3 separate regions of the Homo sapiens genome follow, and all the other regions are linked to region 1. A link is a loop called in an ENCODE intact Hi-C map of the cell type or tissue named here. Cell type or tissue: PC-3. All regions are shown on one strand. Links, peaks and the distances in the headings refer to the core of each region. The heading gives the core; the rest is flanking DNA. Region 1 overlaps LINC00189 (long intergenic non-protein coding RNA 189). Region 2 overlaps BACH1 (BTB domain and CNC homolog 1). Region 3 overlaps LINC00189 (long intergenic non-protein coding RNA 189).

Region 1 (8,500 bases), core at 334-8,333:
ATCACCAAGTAAGTGTCAGAACCAAGATACAAATCAGGTAGACTGGGCCTTGTTACAAACTAGACAATGGCCACTACCACAGTCAAAATATAGAACATTTCCTTCACACCAAAAACTGTCTTCCAGCATTTATGCATTCAGTTTCCTATCCTGCCTAGCTGCAGGCAATCACTGATGTTTGCTTATCTCTATAGATTAGTTTTCTTGGACTTTCCTGTAAATAGAATCACATTGTAAGTCTTCTTTTACATCTAACTTGTTTTGGTCAGTATAATGTTTTTCAGATTCACTCATGTTGTTGCATATATCATTAGTTTGTTCCTTTTCCTTGTTAAATAGTATGCCATTGTATGGATTTACCACAATTAGTTTATCTATTCACCTATAAATGGACACTTTGTTGGTTTTTCATTTTTAACTATTATAAATATAGCTGCTGTGAACATTTGTATACCCGTTTTGTGGACATGTTATTATTTCTTTTGGGTAAATAAGTAAGTGTATAACATGTCTTTGCTTACATCAATACTGGAATGTCTTGACTTCTAAATTCTCATAACCACTCTTCTATTAAATTTTGCTTGTAAAAATATATAAACTACTATTAAAATTTTTAAGTTAATTCTTTTCAGACTCTGTCATCTCAGTGTTGTCATCTATTGCTTGCATTTTTCATTCAGCTCACGGCTTTCCTGGTTTTTTGTGTGACTAGTACTTTTTGATTAAAACCTGGATACTCAGAACACTTTCATCAAAAAACAAAAATTTCACTGCTGCCTATTTATAGTCATTTCCCACTTCTGCACCTAGCCCCAGGCAACCACTGGTCTGCTTTCTGTTTCTATAACTTTGCCTGTTCTAGAGATTTCATATAAAATGAAATCATATAATATACAGTCATTTGTGACTGGGCGCAGTGGCTCACGTCTGTAATCCCAGCACTTTGGGAGGCTGAGGCGGGTGGATCACGAGGTCAGGAGTTCAGCCTGGCCAACATGGTGAAACCCCATCTCTACTAAAAATACAAAAATTAACTGTGCGTAGTGGCACACGTGTGTAATCTCAGCTATTCGGGAGGCTGAGGCAGGAGAATCGCTTGAACCTGGGAGGCAGAAGTTGCAGTGAGCCGAGATCATGCCACTGCACTCCAGCCTAGGCGACAGAGCAAGACTGTGTCTCAAAAACAACAACACAAAAAAAATATATAGTCATTTGTGTCTAGCTTCTTTTACTTAGCGTAATATTGAGGGTCAGCCATGATTTTTCATGAATTAGTAGTCCATCCTTTTTATTGCTGAGTAGTATTCCATTGTATGAATGTACCAAATTGTTTACTTATTTACCATTTGGAGGAGATTTAGGTTGTTTCCAATTTCGGACTATTCTGAGTAATTCTGCTATGAACATTCATATTCATTTCTCTTGAGTAAATACTTAGAGTGAAATTGTTGGTCCTACTGTAAGTATATGTTTAACTTTTTAAAAAACTGCAAAATTGTTTTCCAAAGTGACTGAACCATTTTACATTCTGACTGGCAAGTGTGAATTTCCATTTTCCTTACATTCTCCAGAGGTCGTTTAAGCTAAGTGTGCTGTATCCAATGAGCAATGATTCCTCCTCCTTCTCCTCTCCCCAACTCTTGTCCTCAACCTACTGTTTGCATATACTGCATGGCATGTAGTTAAAATTGCCTACTTTATCCTGCACTGGGGCTTGGTGTTTAGGGGGAGTTCACATTCACTTGCCTACGGGTTGTAGATTTTCCCACACACTTGGCTGAAATTGGTTTGGCCTATTAGCTCTTTGATTCAGTGTTTTTTTCAGGTTCCTCCTTTTTTTGTACTACACCGTTTTCTGCTACCACAATACTTCAAAATCTGACTATGTCATCTGTAATGTTTACTTTTCTGAAGGAAAGGTTCGCCACTCACTTCCTAGATAATATGCAATGATAAAAACTTGGCACAATTTATGACACTGGAACTGGCTACCGTTTTCTACTATGTGTCAATTCCTCTAACTCCAAGAACTGTTGTCCTCCTTTAAATGTATATCTTATGCTGTCCTAAGTTGGCTATGATGTTTGTAATCTGCTAGTACTTGAAGTAGCCATTGGGGCTTATGTAAGAAAGTGGCCTACTACTCACCTGTGGCAGATGGAAAAGAGGGGTACTGCTGCCAAAAAGCCCATCTGCTCCCATTGTCTGTGGACTATTTTCAAAGCAAGAGCTCATATGATTCACAGTCATCATCGCTCTAGGAAAATAAAAAGTTCAGCACATTGGAGCTACCAGCTGTAGGGGAGGGCATCCAATCACTTAGCTTCCCTATCCATTCTAGTGACAAAGGACGCTTTGAAATTATATTTAACAAGATATATTATTTCAGGAAGTAACTATTGCTCTCTAAGCAGCATTTGCCTTAGCAGCCTTGAGCCATATGCTAACATATGAGTGTTGCATAAGTTCATTTTGTGATCTTCGGTGAGTTAGATACTTTCCTAAATCTCCTTGTTAAAAATCTGTGAAATGGGGCTAATTATGCTAACACATCATGGCATGTTTGTAGGATTAGGTACTGACAAGATTTGTAAAGAGATTAGCCAATAAAAATCCTTACCATATATATATGCCTTCTATTTAGAAAAGATACCAAGTTCAAAATATTTTTACTTATTACATGTACAAAAGAAATTAGAATCTTAAGCAAAGAGGCAAGGATGTGACCAACAGGTCACTTTTGAATGATAAAATTTTTGGTTTTGGCTTTCACATAAGTGCACAGACTCTGGCTTCTTCTTGCATATGGTAAATTGTTGTAAATGGTTTATTGAGAATTCTCAACATGATATGGCATAAACAGAAAACTTCTGTTTCAATGACTTCTTTCTCCCCAACTGCACTATAATTACCATCTCCTTTCTTGCTGGGTATATTCACTCTTACCAACATCTTGGTCAGATTTTCTAACTTTTCGCTCTAGGTATTAGCTTGGACCTACTTAGGTACTTGCAAATTATCTGAGACTCTTTTACCATTGATAGGTAGTTTAGGTTTTCTCTCCTTGAGTCTGGGTGAATTTGGGGCTGCTTTAATCATCAGAGAACCACAGAAGTGATACTGTGTGACTTCTAAGGTTAGATCACAATATACTTGGTGACATTTGTTATATATTATATAATATATATATAAACTTCCATATATATATATACATATATATATATATCTCCTATTAGTTCTGTCCCTCTAGAGAACCCTGACTAATACAGCTACCACGAAAATCATCTGTGGTTTTTAAAAACCCAGTGATTTAACTTATGTGCATAATTAATGAATACCTATAATGTCCTGGGTGCTATGGTAGGCCTTTTACCTTTATTATTTAATCTTCATAACATTTATATAAAGCAACTTCTATTACCTGTCTCTTTCAGAGCAGGACACTGATAGTCTGGGAGGTTGCGTAACTTGCCTGAGTGGTGAAGTCAGGACTGCAGGATTTCTGTCTGACCTCGGAACCCATTGTCATTTCTCTATACCACCTGCCTCTTTGTTCAAGAATGTTAACATGTAATTCTCAAATCAAGTTTTTAAAAATACCTTGTTACTTAAATTGTAAAGTGGACAAAAGTCAGAGTTGCTGGAATTTTCCAAGGAAGTGACCTTCATGTTTCCTATTTTGCCACTTTTCTTGGGGTAAATTTATTTTAAACTCCTCTTTAATCCTCACAACGTCCTTATGAAGTATGAAGGAGGAAAATATCATTCTTTTTTCCAAGGACATTAGACTAAAGAACTTTAGAATGTGGCATAGTAGAAAAAGTATAGACTTTGGAGTCAGACAGAAGCTCTAATCCTGACAGATGCTAAAAATCTAAGTACTTTCAGGAAACTTTCTAAATAGTGCTCTTTGGCCAGGTGCGGTGTCTTACGCCTGTAATCCCAACACTTTGGGAGGCCAAGGCAGGCAGATCACTTGAGGTCAGGAGTTCAAGATCAGCCTGGCCAACATGGTGAAACCCCTTCTCTACTAAAAATACAAAAATTGGCCGGGCATGGTGGCATGCGCCTGTAGTCCCAGTTACCTGGGAGGCTGAGGCAGGAGATTCTCTTGAACTCGGGGGCGAAGGTTGCAGTGAGCTGAGAGTGTGCCATTGCACTCCAGCCTGGGCAACAGAGTGAGACTCCACCTCCCCCCGCCAACAAAATAGTGCCTTTACCTGTAAAATGAAAATAATACCACCTCCTTTATAGGATATGAGACTTAATACAATATGATCAAACATGATAAGCGTCTGTCTTGGAGCCTAGTTCACAAGAGAAATCCATTAAATGTTAGTCCTTCTTTGCCTATTGCAGCCACAATTATTTTACTAACCCTGAGACATTCAAGTGAGGCTGAGTATGAATCACACAGGAAAAATGCTAAGAGCTAGTCCTGTTTTGAGGTAATTTGATCAGTTATACATAAAGTGATGCTGTGCAATGGTACTCACAAACATGGGACACCCCAAATCAATATGTTTAGTGAATATTTAAAATACAATTCCAAAAGTTTAGGAGAGAAGGGGCAAGAAGATACATAGATGATAGAGAATGGGAGAAACCTAGGACTTGTTATCGATTGCAGGAATTGTGATTTCTTTCTGTTGGAATGAGCCAAGGGAAGGGGAAGAAAATTCATGGAACAGGAGATTGGAATTTGGGTGCAGCCTCCTGGCACGTGCTCATCCTGTTCTTCCAATTTCTGGAGGCTGTGCCTACGTGCCTTTTGCCTGTTGCATACCTCGCATCAGTCAGCTCTCTTTGTTTTATTATAGAAAATTGTGCAATCCTTTCTGGTTTGTTTTTGTTAGGATTTCCTTCCCTTTATCTCTAGCAGGAAAATATTATCCCTTGAAATTTCCTCTGGGACATGATTATTTACAGTAAACTACAATTTAGTGAATTCTTGAGGATTTCTTCTTGATGTATCCTCTTTTTTATTTTTCATTCTTAAATGCCTTTTGTTTTTGGCTGCTTCTCTCTTGAGTGTTTTGTATATATTTTGAAAAATACCTACCGGCAGCTTGTATATCTTTTTTCCAAAACCTCTCCAAAGTATTTAAGAAGATATCTTCCATATATATCTTTTGTATATACAAATATATATATTATTTACATATAATATATATTTCATCAGACATATAGTATTTGTGCATCATTATTTTTGTGCATCACAGCTTTATATCTTATATATTTAAGATAATAATCTGCATCATCTGGCTAGCTTCACTGCTCAGGGGATGGTCAGCTCAGTCCAGATCAGTGTAATCTCTTGCTCCAGTTACCAGATCAGCCTCCTGTCTAGTCTTCCTGGTCCTGGATTTGCTCACCTTCCCATCTTCCACACACTGAAGGCAGACAAGTCGTCTTCTGAAGAGAAAACCTGATCATATCTGCTTAGTATCTTTCAATAGGGTCATCAGACTCAGGGAAGCATGATCTGGCCCCTACCTGTCTCTCCAGCCCATCTCATGAGCTCCCACCCCATTCTATGCCTGGCCATAATGCTGACTTAAGAGTTACCTGAAGAATGTTTTCCTCTTTCTCCCCTCCTACCCTCTGCACTTGTTACTCTCTCTGCCTTGGGAAGCTCATCTTCACCCTGTAGCTACTTTTGGCCTGTTTAATTCCCACTCATTGTTTAGGACCTTTGTTTTGTGCTGCTCTAACAGAATACCATAGATGGGATAATGTTTAAATGAACAGAAATTTATTTCTTACATATCTGGAGGCTGGGAAGTCCAAGATCAAGTGCTTGCATCTGATTGAAGGTCTTCTTGCTGTGTCTTCACAATAGTGAGGCCCAGGGAGAGAGAGAGAGAGAGAGAGAGACCTGAACTCACCATTCTATAATGATCACACTCCAGCAATATGACACTCATTAATCCATTCATTAGGGTAGAGCTCTCATGCCTAATCACCTTTTAATGGTCCCCCTCTTAATACTGCTAAAATGGCAATTACATTTCAACATGAGTTTTGGAGGGGGTAAATATTCCAACCATAGCAAGACCCAACTTAAGCATGACTTCTTTCTGGAAGCCTTCTCTAATGTCCCTAGACTGATTTTGTGCTGTTTTATTACTCCTATTTTCTATGCCTATCATGATACCATACTCTTTTCAAATTATTTGACTGCCACATTAGGGCAGGGCCCTGGCCTGATGAGGTACGTACTCAATAAATATTTGTTAACTGAGTGAGTGAATGAATGAAGACAATGCCTTGAGGCAGTGTTGCTCAAAGGTTAAGGAAGCTGGAGTGAGGTGGTCTTGGTTTGGATCCTGGTTCTACGCCTAACTAACTGTGAGACTTCTGGCAAGTTATTGCATCTCAGTTTCTTAACCAGTAACATGGGGATTATAACAGGAAACATCTCATTGAATTATTTTGATTAAATGTTAATAGATATAAACAGAATGGTACTTACACAGAATACAGTTTCAGGTGTTAGCTATTATTATTATTATTATTGCCTAAATATTAATCTGGCAACTTAATAGCCAAAGTGGAGGCGTAGCACCTGACACAGTTTATGAGGAATCGTCCACTCTTAGCTCCATGAGGGATTCACAAGAATTGATTTTTTTAAACTGCTGGATTTCTACAACAATGTTGTAAATGATTTTAAAAGGTATCCTATATTATAATTTAATATTACAGTTATGGAGAAGACAACTCATATCATTGCTTGAAGGTTTTTAATATGTGCTGGATAAGTATGTTTTAAGGAATTAGCATCTATTATAGGCTGAATTTTCAGTTAACACAGTCTTGACGACAGACAGAAATCCATGTTAAATAACGTTCTCTAAAAACTATATTTAAGATACCAGAAATTAGGTAGAGGAAACTGTAGAATTTTTCAAATAGAAAATACTGATTAAGACTTAGATGAAAACTGTTAGAAAGGTCATAAATTAGAGAAAAATCATGTTTCACTTGAGTCAACAACAATGGTGTGATTAACACTTTTTTTTACTGGGTCCAGAAATGAAGGAGGAGGGAAGGAGAGAGAGAGGGAGGGAGGGAAGGAGGTAGAGAAGGAGGGAGAGAGAGAGAGAAAAAAAAAACTTGGAAGGAGTATTTTCCATCACAAATTATAGGGAGTAGCTATCAATCACACTTTTTAAGGAAATCAAAGGTGGGATAAAAGTGCTTGCAGGGTCTTTGGATACAAAGATGGTGAGAAGCCAGATAAGCTTTGAGAAGCTCAATCTTCAAATTACGAGATTCAGCATGAATTAGATTGACTTGAACCAGGGGAAAAACCAGGATTAGGTTAAGCAGTGATTCAGAAATGTTCAGTTAGTAACTGAGACAACTCTATGTAGGTACTAACATAAATGATATTGAATGTTTGAGTGTCATCTTCTTTAGGATTTATGTTTTTGTTATTTTGGCAAAATAGCATTAACTAAATGGAAACCATACTGTATTTTATTTTCTTCATTTTAGTTACTTCTGCCCATAGCAAACAGCTTTTTGGATTGAGAGGCAGTGTTAAATGTAACATCGGCTACAGGAATAAACAAGAGTTCCTGCCCTTGCCTTGAGGCAGTGTAGCTTGAGTCAGACAGCCTGCGTCTGGGTTCTACTGCAAGTCAGTACAGGCATACCTCGAAGATATTGTGGGTTTGGTTCCAGACCACCATAATAAAGCAAATATCACAATCAAGCAAGTCATATAAATTTTTCCATTTTCCAGAGCATATAAAAGTATGTTTACGATATATTATAGTCTATTAGGTGTGCAGTAGCATTGTCTAAAAATGTACATACCTTATTTAAAAAATATTTTATTGCCTAACAAGGCTATCACCTGAGCTTTCAGTGAGTTGTAATCTTTTTGCTGGTGGAATGTTGATCAGGGTGGTGGTTGCTGACTCTTAAAATAAGACATTTGAAGTTGGCCTCATCAGTTGACTCTTCCTTTCACGAAAGATTTCTCTGTAGAAAATGTTGTTTGATAGCATTTTACGCACAGTAGAACTTATTTCAAAATTAGAGTCAATCCTCTCAAACTTTGTCACTGCTTTATCAGCTACATTTATGTAATATTCTAAGTCATTTGTTGCCATTTCAATAATGTTCACAGCATCCTCACCAGGATTAGATTTCACTGGAAACCACTTTGCTCACCCATAAGAAGTAACTCCTTATCCATTCAGGTTTTATCACGAGATTGCAGCAATTCCGTCACATCTTTAGCTTCGACCTCTAATTCTAGTTCTCTTATTTCCACCACATTTGCAGTGACTTCTTCCTCTGAAGTCTTGAACCCCTCAAAGTCATGCATGAGGGTTAGAATCAACTTCCAAACTCCTGTTAATGTTGATATTTTGACCTTCTCCCATGAATCATGAATGTTCTTAATGACACTTAAAATGAAGATTTTTTTTTTTCCAGAAGATAGTCAATTTATTTTTCCCAGATCTATCAGAGAAATCACTAT
Region 2 (8,500 bases), core at 221-8,220, 83 kb after region 1:
ACTTGGACACAGGGTGGGGAACATCACACACCGGGGCCTGTCGTCGGGTGGGGGAGTGGGGAGGGATAGCATTAGGAGATATACCTAATGTGCCGGGTGCGGTGGCTCAGGAGTTCGAGGCTAGCCTGGCCAACATGGTGGTGCAAACCTGTAATCCCAGCTACTCGGGAGGCTGAGGCAGGAGAATCGCTTGAACCTGGGAGGTGGAGGTTGCGGTGAGCTGAGATCATGCCATTGCACTCCAGCCTGGGCTACAAGAGCGAAACTCCGTCTTAAAACAAAAACAAAAACAAAAACAAAAACAAAAAAAACGAGTTAATGGGTGCAGCACACTAACATGGCACATGTATACATATGTAACAAACCTGCACGTTGTGCACATGTACCCTAGAACTTAAAGTATAATATAAATAAACAATAAAATAAAAAAGAAAGGATGTGGAACAAAATGTTTATTGAGGACCTGGTGTGCGTTGTTTCTCTTAAAGTCAGTTTCCAAAAACCTGTCGATGATTTTAAGTGAGGGCACACTGTATAAAAAGTAAGAAAATTAGACAATCAGTATTACTATTAACAGTAAACAAATTGAGCAGAATTTGAGATTTATTTGCTTTTTTATGCTTAAATATTTCCCAGTGTGAAGCTTTAAAGTTATTTGAAATATTTGTGTTACCAATTTGGCATACAATTAATTTTTTTTTCTATTTATATTACTGGGATTTACTCTACATTTTTTGAGACAGGGTTTCACTCTGTCACCCAGGCTAGAGTGCAGTGGCACAGTCATGACTCACTGCAGCCTTGACTTCTTGGGATCAAGCAAATCCTCTCATATCAGCCTTCTGAGTAGCCAGGACTACAGGTGCGCACCACCATGCCCGGGTAATTTTTTTGTGAAGGTGAGGTTTCGCTGTGTTGCCCAGGCTCCTCTCAAAACTCCTGGGCTCAATCGATCCTCCTGCCTTGGCCTCCCAAAGTGCTGAGATTTTAGGCATGAGCCACCATGCCTGGCCTACATTTTTAATTTGTTTTATTTTGAATGTAAAACGTTTATATGGTTCAAACATTAAAACTATATTTTAAAAAATATATACTCCAAATCTTGATCTCATCTTCTCCTTATACCCTATTCATAGCTACTTCCTATAGGTAACCATTTTCATTAGTTTCTGGATTTTTTTTTCCCTGTGTTTCTTTTCTAAAAATGTGTTAACATTTTATGTCTACTCTTATTATCCATCCTGCTGCATGGAAGTATTTTATATACATTTTTCTGTACTTTTTAAACTTAAGAATTGATTTATAGGAAATATTTTTTCTTAGTTCAGAGAGGTTGTCATTCGTTTTCCAGCTCCATAGTACTCAGTAGTGACTGTAATACAGTTCAAACCAGTCTTCTGTGGGTGGACAGTTGGGATCCTGCAGTGAATAACTGTATACTGTTTCATGTTTAAGGAGCTGTGTCTCTAGGACACATTCCTAGAAGTGGGATTGTTGGATCAAGGGTAAATACATACATAATTTTATTAGATATTAACAGATTCCCCTCCTTAGGAATTGTCATATTTGGCCTTCCAGCAGCAGTATATGTGTGTGTGTCTGTCCACACCCTCAGTCAAGATTTGTTGTCAGCTTTTGGGTTTTTTCCAGTCTGATAGTGAGATACCATGATATCTCGTGGTAGCTTTTATTTTTATCTTATGAGTGAAAATGAGCATTTTTGCTTATATTTCTCAGTGCCATTTGCAGATTTCTCTGAACTGCCGTTCAGAGGTTTTACTTACTAAGGAACTATTAGTGACCATTTTCTAACAGTGAGTACTCTTTACCCTATCATAAAATTGTCACTTGTACTTTTGGTGCCAAATTCTTCTATATCTTTATTGGGTGAGTTATATTTATGATCTTTAAAAAAATTATATTTGAATAAATATTGTGCACTAGCTATTCAAAATAAGGATTTAGATGCAAAGGTTTTTTTTTTTTTTTTTTTTTGAGACAGAGTCTTGCTCTGTCACCCAGGCTGGAGTGCAGCGGCACAATCTCGGCTCACCGCAACCTCCGTCTCCCAGGCTCAAGTGATTCCCCTGCCTCAGCCTGCCCTTTTAGCTAGGTTTACAGGTGTGTGCCACCATGCCCAGCTAATTTTTTTGTATTTTTATTAGAGACAGGGTTTCACCATGTTGGCTAAGCTGGTCTCGAACTCCTGACCTCACATGACCCGCCCACCTCAGCCTCCCAAAGTGCTGGGATTACAGGCGTGAGCCACTGTGCCCAGCCTGTAAAGATTTTTTGTTGGTATAAAATCCAGAATGGTACCAGAATGCCAATTTTATTCCTTTTTAAGAAATAGCTCTAATTAAAGGTGCAGCACTTCAAACGTGATTTATACAGTTGTTTTTATAGGAAAATGGAAATATATTGTAGGGATAGGTAGCAGGACACTAATAGTGAGTCCCACTCATGACTGTAAGTAGTGACTTTGGGAGGTATCTTAAATACTGATGTCATTAAGTAATTAACTTGAATTACTTGTATTTTACTTTTAGTTATTAAGCTGACTGCTATTATAGTAAATATGTGTCTTAAACTTAGAGTGAAATGGAAACTGCTTAGAAGCTTAGCTGTGTAGGAGTTAAAGTGCAGGGGAACAGATGGGAACATTTAATTTATAGAAATAATTCTGGTGGAGTTCTAGGGCTGTGCCTATTTGTTTTAGTTGTTGTGAAGAAGCAAGCCATCTTGTATACTTAAAGAATGATGTCATCCCTAATTTAGTGGGGTGGGAGGAGTGAGAGTATTTAAAGATCATGTGGATATTAAGATACAGAAGTCATAAAATATTTGTAATCTTCATAGTATCTGTAGGTTAAGTAGTGGTTCTAATTTCTGGGAGGAAGCTCAAGTACTCCTTATTTTGTTGAACCATATTTAATTTAAAAGACCAACCAGCAGTTGAAAATTTTCTATTGCTGTTTAGAATAGATTCATCCCAACTTTGGTAGAGGAGTCCATGGCTGAATATTGCCATGAGTGAAGAAAGATTCTTTCTCACTTTCTTCTGGAAGCTTTGTTTTCATCCTCCTTTGGATTGGCTTCTGAGAGACCATAAAAAGAAATGGGTGTTGATTGCATTTAATGGTTCCTACTGTGAACAAGCAGTAGGTACCGTTCTTGCCCTTTCAGTATCTGCAGACTCATTTTATCAGAAGAGTGCAACTGATAAACTTTGCATAAGAGAAAATGTACTGGCCAAACATTGATTTTGCTTACATACACATACTTAACACGCACATTCTTGACCTACATCTATTTAAAAAAAAAAAAAAAAAGAACTTGTATATAAAAATCTGAACAGATTGGAGAATACTTTGCCATATAAAAATTTAGTATTTTGTATTTATTGTATATTTTCTCAAAATATTACAAGGCTTTAAAATATTTTAGAAATAACAATAATTGGATTCATACATAATTTTATAGTAATACTTTTGTATAAAACCATAACAATACTTTTGTATAAAGCAAAATTCGTTTTACCCTTTTAGTGACTTTTATGTCATAAAAGACTAAAGGATGGCACTTATAGATTAGCACTATGAACTAACTTGTCTCAAGGTTAACTGGCAGCCTCAACTCTCCAGAACCTGTCAATGAACAGAAAGCAAACAGAACAACACTGACTTGTTGAGAGTTGTGATAAATTTCATAAGAAAAACGTTTGACTTTCTAGCAAGTGTTTATTTACTCTTTTCTTATAAATACCTTGATTATTTGGTTTCCTGGCTCATAATAGATTAGAAGCAATAAGATGTTAGAACAAGAAGGATGAAATGGGATGATAATAGAAAAGACATGCTGTCAGCAGTGATAAGTGACATGGACAGGAAGGCAGGAACCAGAAAAACTTTTGAAAAATTCTGTGGTAGACTTTCTTATAGGGGTAATATCTTAAAATTATAATAATAACAAAAATGGTAATTAGCAAGCACAAAATTACCCCCCCGAATTCTTCACACTTTAGTAACTCACCCACCGGCTGTCTCTAGGCATCTTAAATTCAGTCCCATCCCTTCAGTGGGTTTGATGTTGCTTAAATCAAGAGAGGTGTTGTGTGGATTACATAGCTGAGATTGCATGTTGGAAAACATTTAGCACAATATCTGTCAGAGAATCTGCTCAACAAATGCTGGTCATTAGTTGAATCTTGCAATGCTTTGAGTCTCAGTAATTAAGTTATGCTAACTGTACTTTTACTTTTTTTCTTGTATCCCATCCAAAATGCCATCCATACCTGTTATGTACAGTCTGTAAATCCAGAAAGCTCCAAAAACCGTATGTTTGTCACAAACTCTTTTGACCGAAAAACTGCCCCAAATTGACATTAGACTACATAGTCTTTATCCTACTTTCTTCATTATTTGCTATTTTAATGTTTACCTAGAAATGTAAAGATAGTTGATAGGGAAGTGCTGCCCCAGGCCTGCTAGAGAAATTATGTGTGCACCCATACTGTCTTTCCAAAACCTGAAAAATGCTTTGTGCCAAAATACATCTGCCCCAAGAGTTTTGGGTGGGAGATTCTGGGCCTTTAGTATTTAATGTATAATTGAATGGAATTGAAAGGATAAACTCCATGTGATCTTACTTGATGAGAAGCCCCTGTATATTATTTGATCGCCTTGGAAATGTTGATTGAGCTAATAAACACAAGCCATTGTGTTCTCTTTCCCCACTTCACAGCAAAGTGAAAAGGAGAGCTTGTTGAAGGAAAGAGATCACATTTTGTCAACTCTGGGTGAGACAAAGCAGAACCTAACTGGACTTTGCCAGAAAGTTTGTAAAGAAGCAGCTCTGAGTCAAGAACAAATACAGATACTCGCCAAGTACTCAGCTGCAGATTGCCCACTTTCATTTTTAATTTCTGAAAAAGATAAAAGTACTCCTGATGGTGAACTGGCGTTACCATCAATTTTCAGTTTATCTGACCGGCCTCCAGCAGTGCTGCCTCCCTGTGCCAGAGGAAACAGTGAGCCTGGCTACGCGCGAGGGCAGGAGTCCCAGCAGATGTCCACAGCCACCTCTGAGCAAGCTGGGCCTGCGGAACAGTGTCGTCAGAGTGGTGGGATCTCAGATTTCTGTCAGCAGATGACTGATAAATGTACTACTGATGAGTAAACTTGCATTCACTTCCTTCAAACCATCTAATTTTCTCCTGAAGTTTTGGCAGCGTCTTGAAAGCCTAATATGACCATCTGTTGCTCAACAATACTGTTTTTTTCCTTTAGTAGTTTACCATAAGGGAATTTCCTTTAAGTCAACCATGATTTCTCCTTGATTTCTACAAGAGACAAAGAAATGATTTTGCCTCCTGGATATCAGAAAAATCCATGTGAAAATGTAGTAAACCTTTAAAACTCATGTTTTAAAGAATAATAACTCTAGTAATAACTCTTCCTGCTATTCAGAATAAGTAGGAGAATGAAAACTGCAGCATATCAGACAGCAATTTAACAGCTTGAAACATCTACAGATAGTTCCTACTAAAAGAAGTGGCCTGCAGAAGTTTAATAATTTGACTTTTTTCTAATATTTTAGTTTGAAAGAAAATTTCTTCCCAAGCAATGCTAATAGAGTTCTATTCTTAGAAGCAGGGTGTCAGCTACTGGGAATATTTTTGTAGAGCTGCATTGTGAAAAAAAGATGGTCTTACCTGAATCTTAGGGCTTTGTTCTTCGGCTCCTAAAATCAGGCTTTAAGCTACATTGGGAAGATTTAGTAAATAGGCAAGTGGTTGGCCTAAGACGGGGGCTGCTTCTCCTCTTCAGTATGGACTCTAGAAAGTCTGGCTACATGAATAGATTTAAGTGTCACTTTCCCTCCCTGCCCCCCGCTTCAGTCTCTACCATATCTGGTCCCATCATGGACTTCCTATTTCCTGGCATTTTTGTCCCTTTGGAAGAAGAAATAGGACTCAGAATACAGTGGCATGAGTGATTACACTGGCAGCATTATCTCAGGCTCCCTAGAATCTGGAGAGCTTACCAACATGTAAAGCTGTTCATTTTTCCACCGTGGGTCACCAATGCCAGAAAACCAGACATCACGGGGAAAGAATGTTGCTTACTTTTTACCAGGAGTGCAGTTCATTTTTTTCACCCTGTTTTTGAAGTCGTATTATTCACTTGTAAAAATGATTGTAACAGATAAAAAATGTATCTGCAGCAACTCTGCAGGTTTGTGAAATAGGATGAAACTCAATCTTTTTCTATTGTGGGTTTGCATTTGAAAAGCAGGTTGAATCCTTGCTCTCTTCTCCAAATTTGGTGTGGTATAAAGACACACAAATCATTTTAACTTGGACATTTAAAGATCAGTCTTAGTGTTTGTTCAGTCCTGTTACAAAATAGATAACTGAGCACCTATCGCATAACATTTTGCGGTGGCTTTTAGCCATGCTGGGGTTAGATGTGTTTGAGAGTCAAATGAAAGCTATGGATCTTCTCAGCAATTAAAAAAAATGCATATATTCACATTCACAGAAACATTGGCAGAACCCAGTTTTAATGGTACAGAGGAGTAGTTTATAGTGTTGATTTCACCAAAATCAGAGGGCTGAAAGAGACACTTCTATAGACTGCATCCTGAGCCTAGTGCAGGGCTTGTCTAGCTAATGTGGGCAGCCACCACCCACTGTGTATGAACAAGTCTGAAGCAAGTTGGCCTTGCCCTTGAGAGTATATGGGGACCAGTCTTCATGTCTTGGAGTAATTTGTCAAATGTTACCCTTTTTGATCAGGGTGTAGGGGGAGGATATTGCTAGTATATTTTCAGTGGTTTGTATGTTCTCTCTGTCACTGACTTATTTGTAAGAGAAAATTAGTTGGACTTGTTTATTTTCTAGTAGCTTTTATAAGTACACTCAAGAATTTGTCAGGGAGAATAATTCTGATAGTGCATCCCATACTGCAAAAGAATTTGTGTGTGTGTGTGTGTGTGTGTGTGTGTGTGTGTATGTGTATGTATACATATATATCTCTCCATATAGGTATTTCTTTGATACTTGTAATTTTAAATTTCAGCTTCACGATATAAAATAATATAAGAACTTCTGGTTTACAAAATGTAAAATCTTAAGCCAATGGAACCCTTGATTTCCTACCTCAGTGTACACCCAACTATTGGTTGTATCAGTTTGTGTATGTGCAAATGTCAAATAATCTTTTGCTTTAATTGCTACTGTACTTGCTTTGAAAGATTACCTACTATTTTATGATAAAATGTAGTTGTCTCCAGAGCTTAAATATAATTTGTAAAGCACTTGGTTTAAATTTCTCTCTACCTATAAACAGTTTAGCATTAAGGGTTTCTATTAATGACACAGAATTATTGGCCAAGTGTAATTTCTTAAAATTTAGCATTACTTTAAATAGCCAGCATGTAATACAAGTAACTACACTACCTCATATCTACATGATTTTCAAGTTGTAATGCAGATGGACAGATAAAAAAGATTTTACGTTTGTCTTTTGGCCATAAGTGGGAAAGTTTTCTGTATATTGCATAGCATTACACATTTATGCCTATTTTAACATTAACTTCTAAAGAAGTTTTTTCTAAGAAAATGTTTCAAGGCAATATTTTTTTTGAGGCTGCCGAAGACAAATGACAGGATTATGAGTATACAGTGTATGCCTTTTCCTTCATGCAGAATTTTGAAATGTTTTCAGTTTGTATATTGCATATTCACATGATCATTGTTCACTATTTTATGAACTGGCCTTCTCAATGTTTGATGATTTTTTAAAAGCTGTTATGTTGAATTCAGTAAAATAACATTACCTTATTTTTTTTCTTATTCAAATTCTGGAACTATAGCAAATAATTCGTTAAATTGTCATATTCAAAACAAATGTGGATACAGTCTTGGTTCTCCATCTGTAATTTTTTTTAACAGTTTGCTATAGCTTACTGCTTAACTAATTTTAAATAAGGAAATAAGTATGTTAGATGCAGTAGACGATACAGGTTGCATGTGGACACTCAGTCACATTAACAACTTGGGAAAAAAATGGCAATGTTACGGTGAATTCTCAGGTGAACTTTTTTCAGTTATAAAACATCTATTTTGAATCTGTAAATATTTTAAATGTTTTATTAAGGCATGTAATAAACTATTCTTTGAAACTTGTTGGGTAGAATGAAAATTAAAGCCATAATGGTAGAAGATGGCATACTGATTATAAAAGAAGCAGAAAAACATTGATTTTTTTATATCTTTCATAATATAATTTTCTAACAATGCAATAAAACCACTAAACTTTTGTGTCCATATTTTACTGAGACCATGTTTCATTAAAAGCATAGTTTCATAGTATTTAATTTACATTTCTCCCTAATGTTCTTACCCAAATGTACCTGAACTAAAAAATGTTAGATGTTGGTGATAAGTTGACAGTTAAATAAAATTCTCTAAAATTGCTTCTAATTGAATAGAATT
Region 3 (8,500 bases), core at 307-8,306, 50 kb before region 1:
AAGGTAGCTGTTGCTGGCCTCGCCTTCAGTGATAAATTCTTCTCTATGCCCCGCTTCCTCATCTGTAAGGTAAAGATATGGATCAGCTGATTGCTAAGGCTCATCCCATTCCAGCTGTATTCAAATGTGGCCCCCAGAACTGCAGCATCAGTATCACCTGAGAACTTGTTAGAAATGCAGATCCTTAGGCCCCATCCCAGTTTTACTGAATTGGAAACTCCAGTGTAGATCTCAGCAAGCTCTCTAGGTGATTTTGATGCAGCTGAATTTTGAGAACCATTGTATATCAATTTTCTATGAGATGGAAATTTGATATTGATATGATATAGTTTGGCTGTGTTCCCATTCAAATCTCACCTTGAATTGTAATAACCCCTGCCGGGTGCCAGGTGGAGATAATTGAATCATAGGGTCAGTTTCCCTCCTACTGTACTTGTGGTAGTGAATAAGTCTCACGAGATCTGATGGTTTTATAAATGGGAGTTCCCCTGCACACAGTGTCTTGCCTGTCGCCGTGTAAGATGTGACTTTGCTCTTCACAGGCCTTCCACCATGATTGTGAGGCCTTCCTAGCCATGTGGAACTGTGAGTCAATTAAGCCTCTTTCCTTTATAAATTACCCAGTGTCATGTACATCTTTATTAGCAGCGTGAGAATAGACTAATACAGATATCAAGGAAACTCCATTAGCTATCATGACAGCATATTTAGAATTTTCTCCTAAACTTTGAAAGCATCAATTATTTCTGTGTGTAAAAGGAAAAAGTCAGTTTGGTTAAAGCTCTTTTTATTTTTTATATAAAAAAAGGAGTTCGGCCGGGCACGGTGGCTCACGCCTGTAATCCCAGCACTTTGGGAGGCCGAGGTGGGTGGATCATGAGGTCAGGAGATTGAGACCATCCTGGCTAACACGGTGAAACCCCGCCTCTACTAAAAATACAAAAAGTTAGCCGGGCGTGGTGGCGGGCGCCTGTAGTCCCAGCTACTCCGGAGGCTGAGGCAGGAGAATGGTGTGAACCCGGGTGGCGGAGCTTGCAGTGAGCCGAGATCGCACCACTTGCACTCCAGCCTGGGTGAAAGAGTGAGACTCCGTCTCGAAAAAAAAAAAAGAAAAAAAAGAATAAAAAGAGTTCATTTCTTCTTACTCAGAATTCATTATAGAGAGTAGCTTATCATTGCTCTATGTCCATTTGTTGTAGGCAAAACCTCAATTCACAATTTATTTTAACATAACCAGTCCAAAGAAAGGTCAGAGAGGTATTTTTTGTAGCTTTGAGTTTCATATATTTTATATAGTTAGAAACTTCTCTCCTAGTTATCATAGTGGGGAAGGGTGAGGTCAGACTTCCGAAGTCTTGTGCTGGAAAGTTTTTGGTCTTTCTCTTCACTCACAAAGGCAGTGATTACAGGACACTATGGGCTGTGCTTGGAAAACTTTTGTATAAACCTCAGTCCTTGGGTTGGGCACTTCTCTGCTTACTTATGATGAGCTATTCTGTTTGTTTGGTACACAGTAGACTGGTCCTGTTTGCCACTATCATTTCCTTACGGTTTACAGCTATGGTGCACCATTTAAAATGATGGTTTTCAGTATCCTAATTGTATGATGTGTCCTTTGTACATTCTCAGCATGATGCTCTTTCCAGCGTTTTCTACAGTAGCTGTTCTCTGCTCAACCCCATCTAATCAACTCGTGCAAAGGTGATCATTGTTTCTAAGTGGATGCCCTGGCCAGCTTTGAAAACTCTCTTAGCAATGACTTATATTTAAGCATAGGTCACTGATTACATTGGTCAAAGTAATATCTATGAAGTTAAGAACAATGAGACCTCAGAACTAGTAGTCAAAACCTCACTGTTCACAATGTAGGGAAGTTTCTCCAGCAGGTGTTAATAGGTTTACTACAAAGAAAGCATTGTGTCTGTGGTCAAATCTCTCAAAGACTTCTGATGTACATTCGTATCGAACACTCTGAGAGTCTTATAGTAAAGAAACATCTAACTGTGTGTAACTCACGTTTTCAAACTTATTTGAGCATGAAACATTTTTACCACTGGCATATCTAATCACATCCAGTTTGGGAAAGGATGTGTAGAATATTTGAGATGATCGTTAGAACTTGTTAAAAGGAGAGTTTCTTAAAAATCCAGGAGTGTGGTGCAATGCTGAGTCCTCAGAGCCTCCCTGTGTTTCCATAACAGAGATAAAATAAGACTGGATATTCACAGAATCCTGTTTTATTCATCTAATGATCGAAAGAGGTAAATTATGTGAGAGACCGTCCTGTGCAACAAAGGATCAATATAAATGTGAGTTATTCGTGATTATGGTAACTGAGTTGACTGCAGCTTTGTTACTCAAAATGTGGCCTATGAAAGCAGAGCATTGGAATCACCTGAGTGCCTGCTAGAAATGCAGAGTCTCAGGCCCTAATCCAGATTTATTTCATCTAAGGCTGCATTGTAGCAAAATGTGATTCCTAGGCATGTTAAAGTCTGAAAAGCGTTGATTACAGCCTTTTGTACTCTTCCTCTTCCTGACATATCTTAGGTTCATTTCTTCTACCTCATTTCGGTGCCTGCCCCATCTGGAATTCTTTGCAATACTTCTCTTCCTGGAAATTCATAATCTTTACCATTCACTTCCATCAAAATTTTGTTCCTCTTTTCCCTCCCTGAATTCTAATATTATATGTGGTTTTTTTGAATGCCAATAGTATGCCTGGACCTAGGAAATTTCTCAGAAGACCACAGTAAACTTTACAAAATTTTAAAAATTCCGTAAATTGTTCAACACTTGTTTTCATCTGTTTTCTGCTGCTATAACAGAATGGATGATTTATAAAGAAAGGTTTATTTAGATCATGGTTCTGGAGGTTAGGAAGTCCAAATGGCACTGGCATCTGGTGAGTGGCATCCCATGGTGAAAGGGTGGAAGGTGGGATTGAGCCCATGAGACAGAGACAGAAATAGGGGCCGAACTTAGGTTTTTATCAGAAGCCCACTCTTGTGATAATTAACCTACTTCCAATATACTGGCATTAATCCATTCACGAGGGCAGAGCCCTTATATTTTCTTTATAGTGTTAACTTCTTAAATAAAGGTTCCACCTTCCAATACCCTTACAATGGCAATTAAATGTCAACATGAGTTTTTGTGGGGACATTCAAAACATAGCAACTGTCAATTAGTTTTCCAAAGTCAGTCTCTCTAGGTCTTTCTTTAGTTATAGGAAGGGACAAGGTACGGGGCTGGGTGTGTTAACAATCCCTTTCCATTTAATAAAGGTTGCTAAGAGTTAAAAATCTAAGTTCTGCCTATACAAAAAATAACATTCATTATCATAATAGTTTAATTTCGGATGAGATCGGGCACGTGCAGAGTGGTATGGCTGTAGACACACAATAGTTTCAGAAGTCAGACTGTCAGAACCATATAGTGAGAGCTACCATAAGCACCAAAAAGCCCATGTATAGATTTCTCTAGCAAAGACGCTTCCTTAACGGCGCCACTGCTCCAGGATGGGGTTGAGGTGTTGCTGGGGATTGGTAGCCACATTGCTTGTAAAGAGACTGTACTTGCTCCTTCCAGTCTCCCTATGATAAAGTTTTAAGAATATCATAATGAGAATTTTTAGGCTACATATAGATTTTTCCACTGTAGGCAGATGAAATCACATATTCTGGTTAGACATTAGATAAAGCTTCTGAGATTTGGACATGCTTTCATTAGACAAATGAATGTAATTTTTGATGATCTAATACTCTGCATGTTTCCGGAGGAAGCAGTTAAAGACAAATTTAAATTCTGACAAAGATTTATTCAGCTTGTTCTTTGGTGGGGAAAGGAAGCTGAATAGTAAAATGTCAACGATTCAAAACTCCTAATTTTCCTTGTTCCAAGTAAAGAATGAGTTTCTAGATAACAGAATTTAAAAAAAGTTCCCGTAAGTTTTCCCTTCTTCAGTACTCTCACAAATATCCATGCATGCCAGTAAATAATGTAACCTTAATACATTAAAAGATGAATCATGTAAAAGGGAAGTGAAAATGACAAATATGGGAAAAAATGTGACACAAAGAAGTGCATTATGTGTTTATTCGAGAAACCATGAAAACTTCTGTGAAAAAGCTAAGTGCATGAGATCACTACTCAACATTTTAAATCCCTCAGTGCTGAATTTTCATGGTTTGCAAGCAATCTGAAGGGCATTCAGGCTTCTAGGAAGAAGTTTTGCAACTTTGAATTTTTGCCTGTCTCTTGGCCTTAATACAGCAATTTAAAAATAAAGTATCAAGGGAACTCAGCCTGTCTCTAAATTGAGGAATAATATTCTGCCTTTACAAGCCTGTGACATCACGTATCTTCTTACTTTACAAAAGCTCAAATTGCTTGAGCATTAAGATATTAAGAACCTAGTCATGCACAGAAAACACTAGTTTTTTAAATTTTCCAAAGTGATTGGCTCTGAAACTCTAGAACAGTGTTGTCCAAAACAACTTTCTGTAATAGGCCAGGTGTGGTGGCTCATGCTTGTAATCCCAGCACTTTGGGAGGCCAAGGTGGGTGGATCACCTGAGGTCAGGAGTTCAAGACCAGCCTGGCCAACATGGGAAACCCCATCTCTACTAAAAATACAAAAATTAGCTGGGGTTGGTGGTGCATCCCTGTATTTCTAACTATTTGGGAGGCTGAAGCAGGGGAATCAGTTGAACTTGGGAGGTAGAGATTGCAGTGAGCTGAGATTATGAAACTGCACTCCAGCCTGGGCAACAGAGTGAGACTCTGTCTCTAAAAAAAAAAAAAAAAAAACTTTCTATAATGATAAACATTTTCTGTGTATATGCTGTCCAATGTGGTGGCCATTACTAAATGAATATTTAATTTTTTAAAACTTTAATTAATTAAAATTTAAGTTTAAATAGCTGCATGTGGCCAGTGGCTACAGGGTTGGATAATGCAACCCTAGGAATATTTTCTTTATGGTGTTAACATATAATTTAAAGCATTATTTTTATGTCTTAATACTATTTTCTAGTTTATGTATATAGAAAAAAACCTTTAATACCTTAGATGAGAACAAATTTTTAGTGCCATTCCTTAAAGATTATTTTCTTGGAAATAATGACATAAGTGGTCCATTAGATGATGTTATATGAGTCATAGAAATGCTTGATATAAAGTCCAAAATATCCTCACACATGTGGTCTGTGAGGCAGGCTTGTATATAGAAAAAAGGTGGAGGAAATTATGAACACAGGGAAGGAGGTAAAATCATTGCTGGTGCCATATGTCTGGATCTTCTGTTTTCTTCTATTGTGATTTATGTTCTTTTTAAATGACTTTACTGAGCCCTTTGATTTATTTTGTGATAAAGATTAAATATTTTGTCCTTTTCTGATGTTTAAAATCTGAGATTAGTCTAAATAAGGTGACCCATTTTTTTGAGGCACACACTGCCCACCTGTCATCATACCACTGGCAAAGCCTTTAGATAATGAACTAGTACATGTGATAGCCTCCAAAATGCTCCCTTTGAGCTCTTTCTTTATTTTTAAATGTCTTGCTAATGGAGTTTCTTAAAACTGTTTTTTTCTTGGAGTATTTCCTTCAGGGTTGGTTTATATACCACACAGGAAACCAGTTTCATTACCTGATAATTGTGCTTTGGTTATAGAACCAATTCTTTGAATGGGCTGGACATAGGAGGCCAAGTAGAAGTCAGCCTTGTTCTTTCAAACCCCCTCTCAGATTTCTCTTTCCTGTCTATGGATAAATTTGTCTTAAAGATCCCATTTTCAGGTATTAAAAAGTCCAGCCCATGGGAAAACAATATTCACATGTAAAATAATGAAGTTGGATCTTTACCTAACATCATATATAAAAATTAACTCAAGGTATATCAAAGATCCATTTGTAAAACCTAAAATTATATAAATCTTAGAAAAAACACAGGGCAAAAGCTTCACAACATTGGATTTGAAAACAATCTTTTGGTGGCTGTTATACCAAAGGCAAAGGCCATAAAAGAAGAAATAAACAAATTGGGCTTCATGAAAAATTTTAAAATTGGACATCAAAGAAAATATCAGCTGGCTAAAAAGACAACCCACAGAATGGGAGAAAACATTTGCAACTCACAGAAGGGGTTGATTAGTATCCAGAATATATAGAGAACTCCTAAAACTGAACAACAACAAATGACCTGATTCAAATGGGCAAAGAACTTGAATAGGCATTTCTTCAAAGAAGGTGTATAAATGATCAATAAGCATGTGAAAAGATGTTCAACATTAACAGTCACTGGAGAGATACAAATCAAAACTAAAAGGAGATCCCGCTTGACACTCATTGGGATGGCTACTATTTAAAACAACACAGAAAATCACAAGTGTTGGTGAGGATGTAGAGAAATTGGAACGCTTGTACACTATTGGTAGGAATGCAAAATGGTACACTGTTGTGGAAAATGGTATGGTGGTGGATCCTCGAAAAATTAAAAAATAGAATTACCATATGATCCAGTAATTATGCTTCTGAGTATATACCCAAAGAAATGAAAGTGGTGCACCCATGATTATAGCAGCATTATATTCACAATAGCTAATATGTAGAAGCAACACAATTATCTATTGATTGATGGCTAGACAGGCAAAATGTGGTAAATACATACAAGGAATATTACTCAGCCTTAAAAAGGAAAGAAATTCTGAAATATGCTACAACATGGATGAACTTGAGGATATTATGTTAAATGAAATAAACCAGTCATAAAAAGACAAATATTGTTTGATTCTACTTATATGAGGCACTTAGGGTAGGCAAATTGATAGAGACAGTAGAATGGTGTTTCCCAAGGGCAAGGGGGAGAGGAAAGTGGAGAGTTAGTGGTTTATGTGTACAGAATTTTAGTTTTACTGAAGAGTTATGGAGATCGATGGTGATAATGGTTGTACAACATTATAAATGTATTTAATACCACTGAACATATACTTAAAAATGACTAAGACAGTAAATTTTAGTTATATGTATTTTAACACAATTTAAAAAATTGGAAACAAAAAGTCCAACCTAGGGTAACATCAAACTTTCAATCACTTGTCCAATTTAAACCTTCTCCCATCCCCCCACAGCTCAGGTGCCTGGGTCCTGGAAGCCTACAGTGGGGAAGGGGTGTTGCGGTCAGCTTCTCTGGTCCTCCTGACCACCTTTTCTCTCATCCACGGTTCCTCACGCCTCTAGGGTAGAATGCAGGAGAGTGGGAAGACTAGAGGCATAGCACAGTCTTAGTTGGCTGGCACTGTTACAACTGGCTGTTTCCAGCCCTCTGGGAGGCAGATGCCCAAATGCACCCTCCACACTTTCTCTCATGAAGTAGTTTCTGAAAATGCCCAAAGGGTCCTCTCACTACCTTGTTCTCTGGCTTTGAGTATGAAAGACTTGGTTGTGAAGTAAGCCATGTGATCAGATGACTGCTTATGAGCCTTGCTTAGCAACCTCATCTGATCAGATCCCATAGCCTCTCCTTTAGGGGTTGCTTTGCCCTGCCAGGCAGATGCCTTCTATATGGCCCTTTCAAGTGTTCCCAAGACGGTTACCTTCCATAGTCTCCATTTAACCCATAGAGCACTCAGCACCTGGCCTCAGACAGGGTATGAAGGTGTAGGCCGCTTCTCTTCACTTTGCTTAGAAGGGAGCTCTAGCTGGCCTCTCATTAGACTTTGTCAGATGAGAATCAGACACCTGTCCTGTGTCCCTGTAAGTCCAGGAAACTCCAGTTCCTCTCAGGGCCCGTGCTGTTGCTGGGGCCCAGAACCTGCCCCAATTTAGCTGGCTCCAGCTGGCTAGGGGTGGGGGACGATGGGAAGGGTGTGGTAGTGGTAAGCTGTCTTACTCCCTTCCTGCCAGACACCCCAGTCTCTATAAGCAGTTATTCTGAAGACTCTCATTTGGCATGCGCTATGGACTGAACGTGTGTCCCCCGCCCCGCCTAAATTCATATGCTGAAACTGTAATCCCTAAGATGATGGTATGAGGAGGTGGAGACTTCAGGAGGTAATTAGGTGGAGCCCTCATGATGGGACTGGTGCCCTTTTAAGAGACAGGAGAGCGCTTGCTTCCTCTCTCTCCACCATGTGAGGACATACCAAGAACTGATTCAGCCTGCACCTGGGTCTTCACTTCCAGCCTCCAAAACTGTGAGAAATAAATTTCTGTTGCCTAAGCCACTCAGCCTATGACATTTTTGTTATGGCAGTCTGAACTAACTAAGGCAATATGAGAATGGGAGAGAAGCGCTCCAGCTACTCTCCCAGGGGGAGGTGGGACAAACATACAAAGAAATCCCTATTAATCTTTGTACTCCTCCTGAATGGAAACTGAAGGAAGGTGAAGTAGATGAGGTTCAAGTCACCTCCTAGCAAATCATACACAGATATTCTAAAACTCTCTTTAAGTTTTGAAACTGGTGCACCATGATAATTCCACTGAACTAATTAAT

What was found. Hi-C counts contacts between places; a loop is a spot of excess contacts. Peaks named below come from ENCODE experiments on the same cell type or tissue, not always from the same donor. Only the 100,000 strongest peaks of a DNase experiment are listed, where the experiment ranks them.
Region 2: a loop joins it to region 1, with 3 times the contacts of the local background. A loop is called at or near these places in 9 of 110 quality-filtered maps.
Region 3: it touches region 1 in a loop (2.4-fold over the local background); 4 of 110 quality-filtered maps call a loop at or near these places.

The regions. Positions count from the first base shown.
Region 1 is chr21:29,254,424-29,262,923 of GRCh38, forward strand. All of the region lies in intron 1 of LINC00189 (long intergenic non-protein coding RNA 189), which reads left to right. Among named protein-coding and RNA genes, the nearest start is that of BACH1, 40 kb to the right of the region's middle. In PC-3, for the core only: no CTCF peak of the experiment used is centred there; DNase peaks (open chromatin) are centred at 1,918, 4,408, 4,748, 7,628 and 1 weaker place; H3K4me3 peaks cover 721 bases; H3K27ac peaks cover 2,146 bases.
Region 2 is chr21:29,337,656-29,346,155 of GRCh38, forward strand. It overlaps BACH1 (BTB domain and CNC homolog 1), which reads left to right. Exons shown (of 5, transcript NM_001186.4): 5 at 4,744-8,493. The coding sequence ends at 5,178. Among named protein-coding and RNA genes, the nearest start is that of BACH1-IT2, 31 kb to the right of the region's middle. RefSeq lists an enhancer at 4,465-5,664. In PC-3, for the core only: a CTCF peak has its summit at 5,001; a DNase peak (open chromatin) is centred at 5,156; H3K4me3 peaks cover 1,134 bases; H3K27ac peaks cover 2,011 bases.
Region 3 is chr21:29,204,709-29,213,208 of GRCh38, forward strand. The region is part of intron 1 of LINC00189 (long intergenic non-protein coding RNA 189); the gene reads left to right. Among named protein-coding and RNA genes, the nearest start is that of LINC00189, 15 kb to the left of the region's middle. In PC-3, for the core only: no CTCF peak of the experiment used is centred there; a DNase peak (open chromatin) is centred at 4,073; H3K27ac peaks cover 1,903 bases.